Regions from separate parts of the Homo sapiens genome. Here region 1 is linked to region 2. The links are chromatin contacts, found by Hi-C or POLR2A ChIA-PET in ENCODE. All regions are on one chromosome and are shown on one strand. The core of a region is the stretch at or near the end of the contact, and the rest is flanking DNA. Distances in the headings are between cores, read along the strand shown.

The links. Hi-C counts contacts between places; a loop is a spot of excess contacts on that map. ChIA-PET counts read pairs that join two places held with the same protein, here RNA polymerase II (POLR2A). Pooled maps may share reads with other maps.
Region 1: a pooled map shows a loop between it and region 2 (4-fold over the local background). The contact joins two enhancer-like sites. A Hi-C loop is called at or near these places in 7 of 50 pooled maps. POLR2A ChIA-PET finds 5 or more read pairs at or near these places in 7 of 52 experiments (CD4-positive, alpha-beta memory T cell, GM12878, activated CD4-positive, alpha-beta T cell and 4 more).

What each region holds. Positions count from the first base shown.
Region 1 is chr17:2,280,697-2,284,438 of GRCh38, forward strand. SMG6 (SMG6 nonsense mediated mRNA decay factor) reads right to left here. Exons shown (of 19, transcript NM_017575.5): 7 at 2,929-3,039; 8 at 1,951-2,163. Among named protein-coding and RNA genes, the nearest start is that of SMG6, 21 kb to the right of the region's middle. Within about 2 kb of position 1,800, at least 2 of the 41 ENCODE cell types and tissues checked have a DNase peak (open chromatin) inside an H3K27ac peak, as active enhancers do.
Region 2 is chr17:2,213,644-2,217,202 of GRCh38, forward strand. The region is part of intron 10 of SMG6 (SMG6 nonsense mediated mRNA decay factor); the gene reads right to left. Among named protein-coding and RNA genes, the nearest start is that of SMG6, 88 kb to the right of the region's middle. RefSeq lists enhancers at 1-954, 1,309-2,157, 2,520-2,729 and a silencer at 2,160-2,209. Within about 2 kb of position 2,053, at least 33 of the 41 ENCODE cell types and tissues checked have a DNase peak (open chromatin) inside an H3K27ac peak, as active enhancers do.

The DNA of each region.
Region 1 (3,742 bases), core at 550-3,049, 67 kb after region 2:
TAGTTTAGAAAACAAATTACCACGTTGTAGTCTACCTACAAGAATTTAAAGTTTTTACCAAAAATATATTCATCTATTATTTGTATAATTAGAAATAAAATGGGACAGACATGATACACCTCATGCCTGTAATCCCAGATCTTTGGGAGGCCACGGGAGGACTGCTTGAGGCCAGGAGTTTGAGACCAGCCTGCGCAACAGGGCAAGTCTCCATCGCTACAAAAAATTAGCTGGGTGTGGTGGCATGTGCCTGTAGTCCTAGCAACTCAGGAGGCTGAGGCAGGAAAATCACTGGAACTCAGGATTTCGATCGCATCACTGCACTCTGGCCTGAGCAACAGAGACCGACCCTGTTTTTGATTGTATTCATTTATTTTTTGGAAGGCAGAGTCTCACTCATCACTCAGGCTGCAGTGCAGTGGTGCAGCCTTGACGCTCTTGGGCTCATTCTTGACTTTTTTGAGACAGGGTCTTGCTCTGGCACCTACGCTGGATCATAGCTCATGACATCCTTGAACTCCTGGACTCAAGCAATCCTCCTGCCTCAGACTCCTGAGTAGCTAGAACTAGAGGCCCGCATCACCATGCCCAGCCAATTTTGAAAATTTTTTTACAGAGACAGAAGCCTCGTTTTGTTGACCAGGCTGGTACTGAATTCCTAGGCTCCAGCGAACCTCCTGCCTTGGCCTCCCAAAGTGCTGGGATTACAGATGGGAGCCACCACACCAGACCTTGACTCTTTCTTCTCCCTGAGCTCCCCACGTTCAACCAAGTCTTTTGGATTCTACTGTAATAATATGACTTGTGTCTGTTCACTTCTTCCCACCTCCAAAGCCATTTCTTGGTTCAAGTCTTTTTCATATCTCACTTGGAACTACCGCAGCACCCTCCTTGTCTCCTATTTCTAGTCTTACTCTTCTCCAAACATTTTACAAAGCGGCCAGGGTTTATTTCTGAAGAGCAGATGTTATTCCCCTATTTAAAGCATCCAATAGCTTCCTACTATTTTCAGGATAAAGGTCAAATAATTTATCATATGACCCTTCAACATCTAGCCCCAGCTTACACCACCCACTGGGTGAATTTTACCCTTAAGGCGCAACGAACCAGCCACTGCAGTTTTCCACCTACCGTGCTCTCTCTCCCCCAGCCAGCCTCAGCCCTTTGCATATGCTATTTCCTTTGCCTGGGAATCACTTTACCACCTCCCTTTCCTTCTCAAGCTAACTCCTACTTGTTCTTTATACTTCAATTGACCAATGGCTGCTTTGGTCCCATGGCTATGTGCTCTCATATACTGGGTGTGCACCCCAAAAACAGAAGTAATTACAATGTTAAGTCTCTTGCGTCCTCCACTAGAATGCACTGAGACAGCAAGAGATCTTGTTCACTGTTATCTTTAGTGACTGGCACACTGTCGATAATTACTTACTGAGTCAATGAAGAGGAGAAATCTTCTAAACAAGCCTGTGATTTTTCTACTGTCATTTCTCCTGGCTTAAAGGAAAAAGTCCCCGCCCAAGAGTTATAAGAGGATATCCCATAGAAAGCCCATCACAAATCAGACTAACTAACCTATCCATGCTACTTTAGTTCATTCTCGGAATATAAGGTCAACCAAGAGGAAAAGATAAGTACAAAATCCCACATAGAATCCTAAAGCATCATGTTGATGACGCTGAACAAAAAGCAGCAAAAAAAAAAAAAAAAAAAAAAAAATTCTAATCCTACTTTTACTAAATTCTGCAGTGACACATAGTGGTGAGAGAGGGAAGTACATAATAAAGATAAAGGAAGCGTACATGAGAAGGGAAAAGACCATCAGGGAGCCTCAAGTGGTTTGTCTTCCTTGCAATCAGTGGGAAGTATCTGTGCCTCACAGCTGTATGAACCAGGGCACCCAGGCTTACTGAGCTAGTTTGGCTCATTGCATCATTCTCAGGAACTTACATCACTGGGACTCAGGCTGCCCAGCCCATTCTCTTGCTCAGAATCCTTCCCAGACTCAGTGCCCTGGGAAGACCGTGGATGGGATGGATGAATCCAGATCTCCAGGCGAGTGGTGTCATCTCCAACATGCCGGAAAGTAGACTTCTTTCCTTTCCGCCACTGGTCAGGGCTCAGGTCAAATTCCTCATGTTGCTTCTTTTCCATCTGTTCTGCCTATATAACATACAAACACATTAGCTCATGGCCTGGTGTGGTGGCTCACGCCTGTAATCCCAGCACTTAGAGATGCGGAGGCAGGCGGATCACTTGAGGTCAGGAGTTTGAGACCAGCCTGACCAACATAGTGAAACCCTGTCTCTACTAAAAATACAAAATTAGCTGGGTGTGGTGGCGCATATCTGTAATCCTAGCTACTCGGGAGGCTGAGGCATGAGAATCACTTAAATCCGGGAGGCAGAGGTTGCAGTGAGCCAAGATCGCATCACTGCACTCCAGTCTGGGCAACAAGAGCGAAACTCTGTCTCAAAAACAAAAAACACACATGAGCTCAGACTTTCCTGAGACTCAGCTTACAAAGAGAAAAGCCTCACCTCACCGGTATTTATTTGACAATAAAAATACTGTACCACAGTCCCAAAGTAGCAGAGTGTCATCTGCTTTGTTTCATATAGTTATTAATTCTGTAGACTGAAGGCTGTAGAGCACGTACATGTACATCCAAGGGCCCCTGAAAGCTCTCCTGAAGATCACAGTTTTGTTCTGCACAGGGGCTGACCAACTACCCACCAGCACAGTCTGATGGGACCATTTAAGGACACTATGAGTCATTCCCCGAGGACACACAGACACTGAGCAATAACTGCACCTTGGATAAACCTCACTGGCTACGATCCTGCCGGTGCGCAGAGCTAGGGCACACCAACACTCAGGGAAATGCACTATTCGAGGAAGGAAGGGTTCTGCCACATCCCCACTCACCTTCCGCTTGGTCTCTTCAAACAAGCTCATGAGACTCTCCTTGGCAGTCAGGATAGGGTTGCTGGCAGCTAAACTGCGCATATAGTAATAGACAGCGTCAAGCTTCCTCCTCTGTGGAAAGAGGCCAGAGACATTCAGTCAACCAATTCTCGTCCTAACTCCAGCAAGAGGCAGCTGACTCAGGAAACCCTACTATCTCTCCCAGCCTGTCTCCCAAACTGAGAGGAATCCCAACAACAAAATCAGAAATGCTATCCACAGGAGAAGCCATTGCAATTACATCACAGATCTCTTCTTGCACAGTATTATATCTTACATGCAGAGGTGCTCCAAGAACCAAGTACTCATAAGGAGAGAAAGGAATAAACAGGCTCTTAAAATATAAACAGAAATTACATCTTGTTCTTAGAAAAAGCATGATGTTCAATTCACTTTATATTTCCTGTTCTTATCAGAGAGTCAGTATGCTATAATGAAATCACGAAATTACAAGCCAGACAGACCTTGGTCCAAATACTGGCTAATCCAGGAGTTGACTCGGAAACTTTGGACAAAAGACTCCAAGATTATTACATTATTATGTAATAATCTTCCTGAGTTCCTATATCCTCAACATTACAATGGGAGTAATAATACCCAATGGAGGAGTATCCTCAGGTTTACAAAGTGTTGTCCACTGTCTCACACTTAACTGTACTTAATCAATGATGTTGCCATTGTTATTGATAATTTTTTAAAATAAATAAGTAGCTGAGTTGAACATTTTATGGATATTATTCAAGAAATTCAGCAAGTCTATTTATAAGCAATTAAT
Region 2 (3,559 bases), core at 803-3,302:
AGAGAGAGCAGAGTTCTTGGAAAACAAGGTTTCCTTTTTTCCAATGCCAGGGTAAAACACCCTCAAGGATGGGCACTGCACAGACTGTAACAACAAGGAACGTGGCTTTGCATCCTCCCAGCAACAAAGTCTACCACGGATCCCACCCCACTCTGATTTCGGCTCAGCCGAGAACTTGAAATAACGGGCCCACTGCCTCTGGTAAAAACTGCTCTTTTAAAATTTTTTATTAATCTCCAAACTGGCTGTGTTAGAATTACAGCCCATTACCTACCAACTCTCTTCACTAATAAAATAAATTTGTAAAAGCCCTAATTACTACTTTTACTGAACTACACTGTTTGGGGATCAAGTACAGGAAGCTGAGAGTTCAACCATTTGTCAGCCAGGGGATGATGGGGAGAGGACCGGGGGACCTAGAGTCACTAGCAGGAACATAAGGCCCAGAGATAAGTCTCAGAACCCATGCCCAAAAAGAAACAAAAGGTCACTAACCCTGTTTTTGTTCTCAACAGCTCCACGAGGATCCATGCCATCATGGCACTTTGGGAGGCCTGTCACGAGTTACACAGGCCTAGGCTGCCCACACCCCAGCTCAGCAGAAAAAGAGAACTGCAATCCAAGTCAGACAGATCCTGCCTGGACTCTCCGCAGAGAGCCTGGAGAGTCTGACCAGCAAAGAAACAGCAATCTTCCTACCTACCCCACTCTCAATCCCCCCCACCCCAATCCAGGCTCCCGAAGAAGAAAAACAAACAACAACAGAGCAGGCAATTGCACAAGAGCTGCAGAGTGAAGGCGAGGTGGACGGCAACGGCTTCTCGGCTGTGCCCCGTATCTCTTCCCAGAACACTGATGACAAAGCTGGAGACGTTACTCACATGCTGAGCCAGTCAGCCCCTCACCCAGGGCTGGTGCTGAGAAGTCTGACTAGAAACCGGCAGTCAACGCTGACACACTCATTTATAATAAAAGGTGTATATTAAACAAACTAGTCAAATCCTTAAACAAAAAGTAAGGGCAAAATGTGACTGTCATTCTTAATTGTCCATGCAAAATCCTCCCGGTTAAATTCCATGTGTCTCCTGGACTTTGATAAATGTTATTTCTCCTCTCAAGAACATGAACAGAGATACCGCTGTCGAAGTAGCTCTCTTGGAAAGAAACCTGATAAGAAAACCTGCTATGGCAGGTGAGTGAAACCTGTGACGGACACCATTTTGGGGGATGACCAGACTGGAACATAATATTTCACTGAGGCAGAGGGGTCTGTGGTTACTTTCTGCATGCCACATGTCTAGCCCTAAAGAACTGAGGAATGCTCTCGACAGGAAAAACACAGCAGCCAATGCTGCGATACCAAAGCCACAACTCCACGGGGCCCTGGAGCCTCTCAAACTAAGCTGCCAGCTAGGGAGCTAACACTAGCTTTGGATAAAACACAGCTCTGGTACAGTAATTAATTTTTTTCTTAACTAGGATTACATTAATTTTCAAGGACTAATGGAGTCCAGCTGTAATGTGAAGAGTGGCTGCTGATGCACAAAGGCACTTGTGCGTACATTATAAACACACACACACGCGCGCGCACACACACACACAGACCTATAAAAAGGATCTACTATAACAGGATATTTTTAGTTTCTACAATGCTGCACTAAAAATACAGTCCCGGCTGATACATCATGGCAGAACTATTCTCTCTCTGTCCCTTCAGGAACAGTTTAAAACATTTATTTTTGTTTCCTTTTGCGATGGTCAGAGTAGAGAGAGAAAATAGCAACTCATTGATAAGAGGAAACGAGACAGACATGAAAAATTGAAAACTACCTAAAAACTCATGGAGAGGTTTATTTTATTAGTTCTTAATAAATATCTTGCAGATTTCCTCAGGAAATACACCAGATCACATGTAAAATAGTTTGATACTGATGTCAACTGCATCAACATATGAAGTCTATTAGGGTGAAGCCGCAGCAGGGTGATCAGCGTGCTGAAAAACTCCACAGTACTTGTGTGTGTGGGGGGGGATCTCACGGCCTTCCAAATTCTTCGAGAGGTAAAAAAGTCAGCCAAGACGCAGAGAGAGAAAGAGAGAGAAAAAAAGATCCCACATCCTGCTTTCAGCTGCCAGCAATGTGAAGTGCCCAGAGATTAATTCTACGTCTGGCCTGGAAATGCGACTTTAAAGCATGAGGGAGGGGAGTGAGGGTGGGTGGGGGGCGGCGAGGAGGAAAGAGGAAAGAGAAGGGCAGGCTAACCGAGGCTGGCAGCAGGCCACCAACCCCTTCCCAAGCCATGTTTCAATGCAGACAGAAGTAAACCCCTATAGACAGCAGCGCCTCAGCCTGCCAGGGCCTTACACCAGCTGCAGTGCATCTCGCGCTCTCCCTCAGCCCTGAGTGCAGATGTTCCCCGCAGCATCACTTCCGCTACACTTTCTTTTAAAGAAACAGCGCACACATAGAGGTATTTCTGCCTCTTCCCAGTAGGCAGAAATTTTTGGCCTTCAGGGATCTCGGGCAAGGTGGAAACTCAGATGGCAGGTACCACGATGGTAAAGCAGCTACCCCAATCTCCCTTGGAAGGGACCAACCAAGGTATCCAAGGAATGGGGTCAAGAGCATTAGTGAGGTAATAGGAATTTTTTTTACAGATTTGGCTTTCTACTGTCTTCAGAGGGAGAGAGAGAGGTCCCCACAGTTTGGGGCTAAGAAAAGGGGGGGAAAAAGTAGGCTGAAGATTTAAACCGTGATTTCTCAAAGCAGTCTACTGTAACATTACCATCTCAAAGGGATTCTGATGACTTCATCATCATGGAAGTCTTACAGAATTTTTTAAAAATATAATTCTAAGGTATTAACATTTTGCAAGGCACAAATACTTACCTATAAGACATAATTTTTTTAAATCAACAATCTGTTAATTTCTTATTTGCCTAAACTCTTTATACATTTTCAGACCTTAGAAAATCAATCAATCAATCACTGATTAGGCACCTAACTTTTTCAAAATTTCTGGCCCTTTTTTGTGAGAATAAGCATCTAATTTTGGAGTTAGCCTTGAACATTGTTAGGAATTTGCTAAAATATTATATAGTCTCTTGTCCCCATGGAGACATACTCTAGTTGAGGGATTTATGCATTTTATGAAGCTAAAATAATTCCATTTTCAAGATGAGCTAAATATTCCCTAATTGATCTATGAGGTTGTTAGTTCTTCTGGAATGCAGGAAGAGTTAGAAGAATCAGTAATGTCAAAATGTCAAAAAAAAACAAGACAACTGGTATACCCTCAAAACCTAAGTTGCTTCTTTTGAAATTCAAGTTCAAAATAAGAAACAGAATCTTCCTTTATGGGAAGGGGAGAAACACTGGCAATCAGTGGCGAACACATTATGGCAGGAAAGTTTAATTCAACAAACATTTATTAAATGTATTCCATCCACAAGGTACTGGACGTAGAAACAGGTTTGGAAATGGTTAAGTAATTTGCATAACACAGCAAGTAAACAATCAGAATTAGAACCTAGTTTTATCTAATTTCAAATATTTCTTTT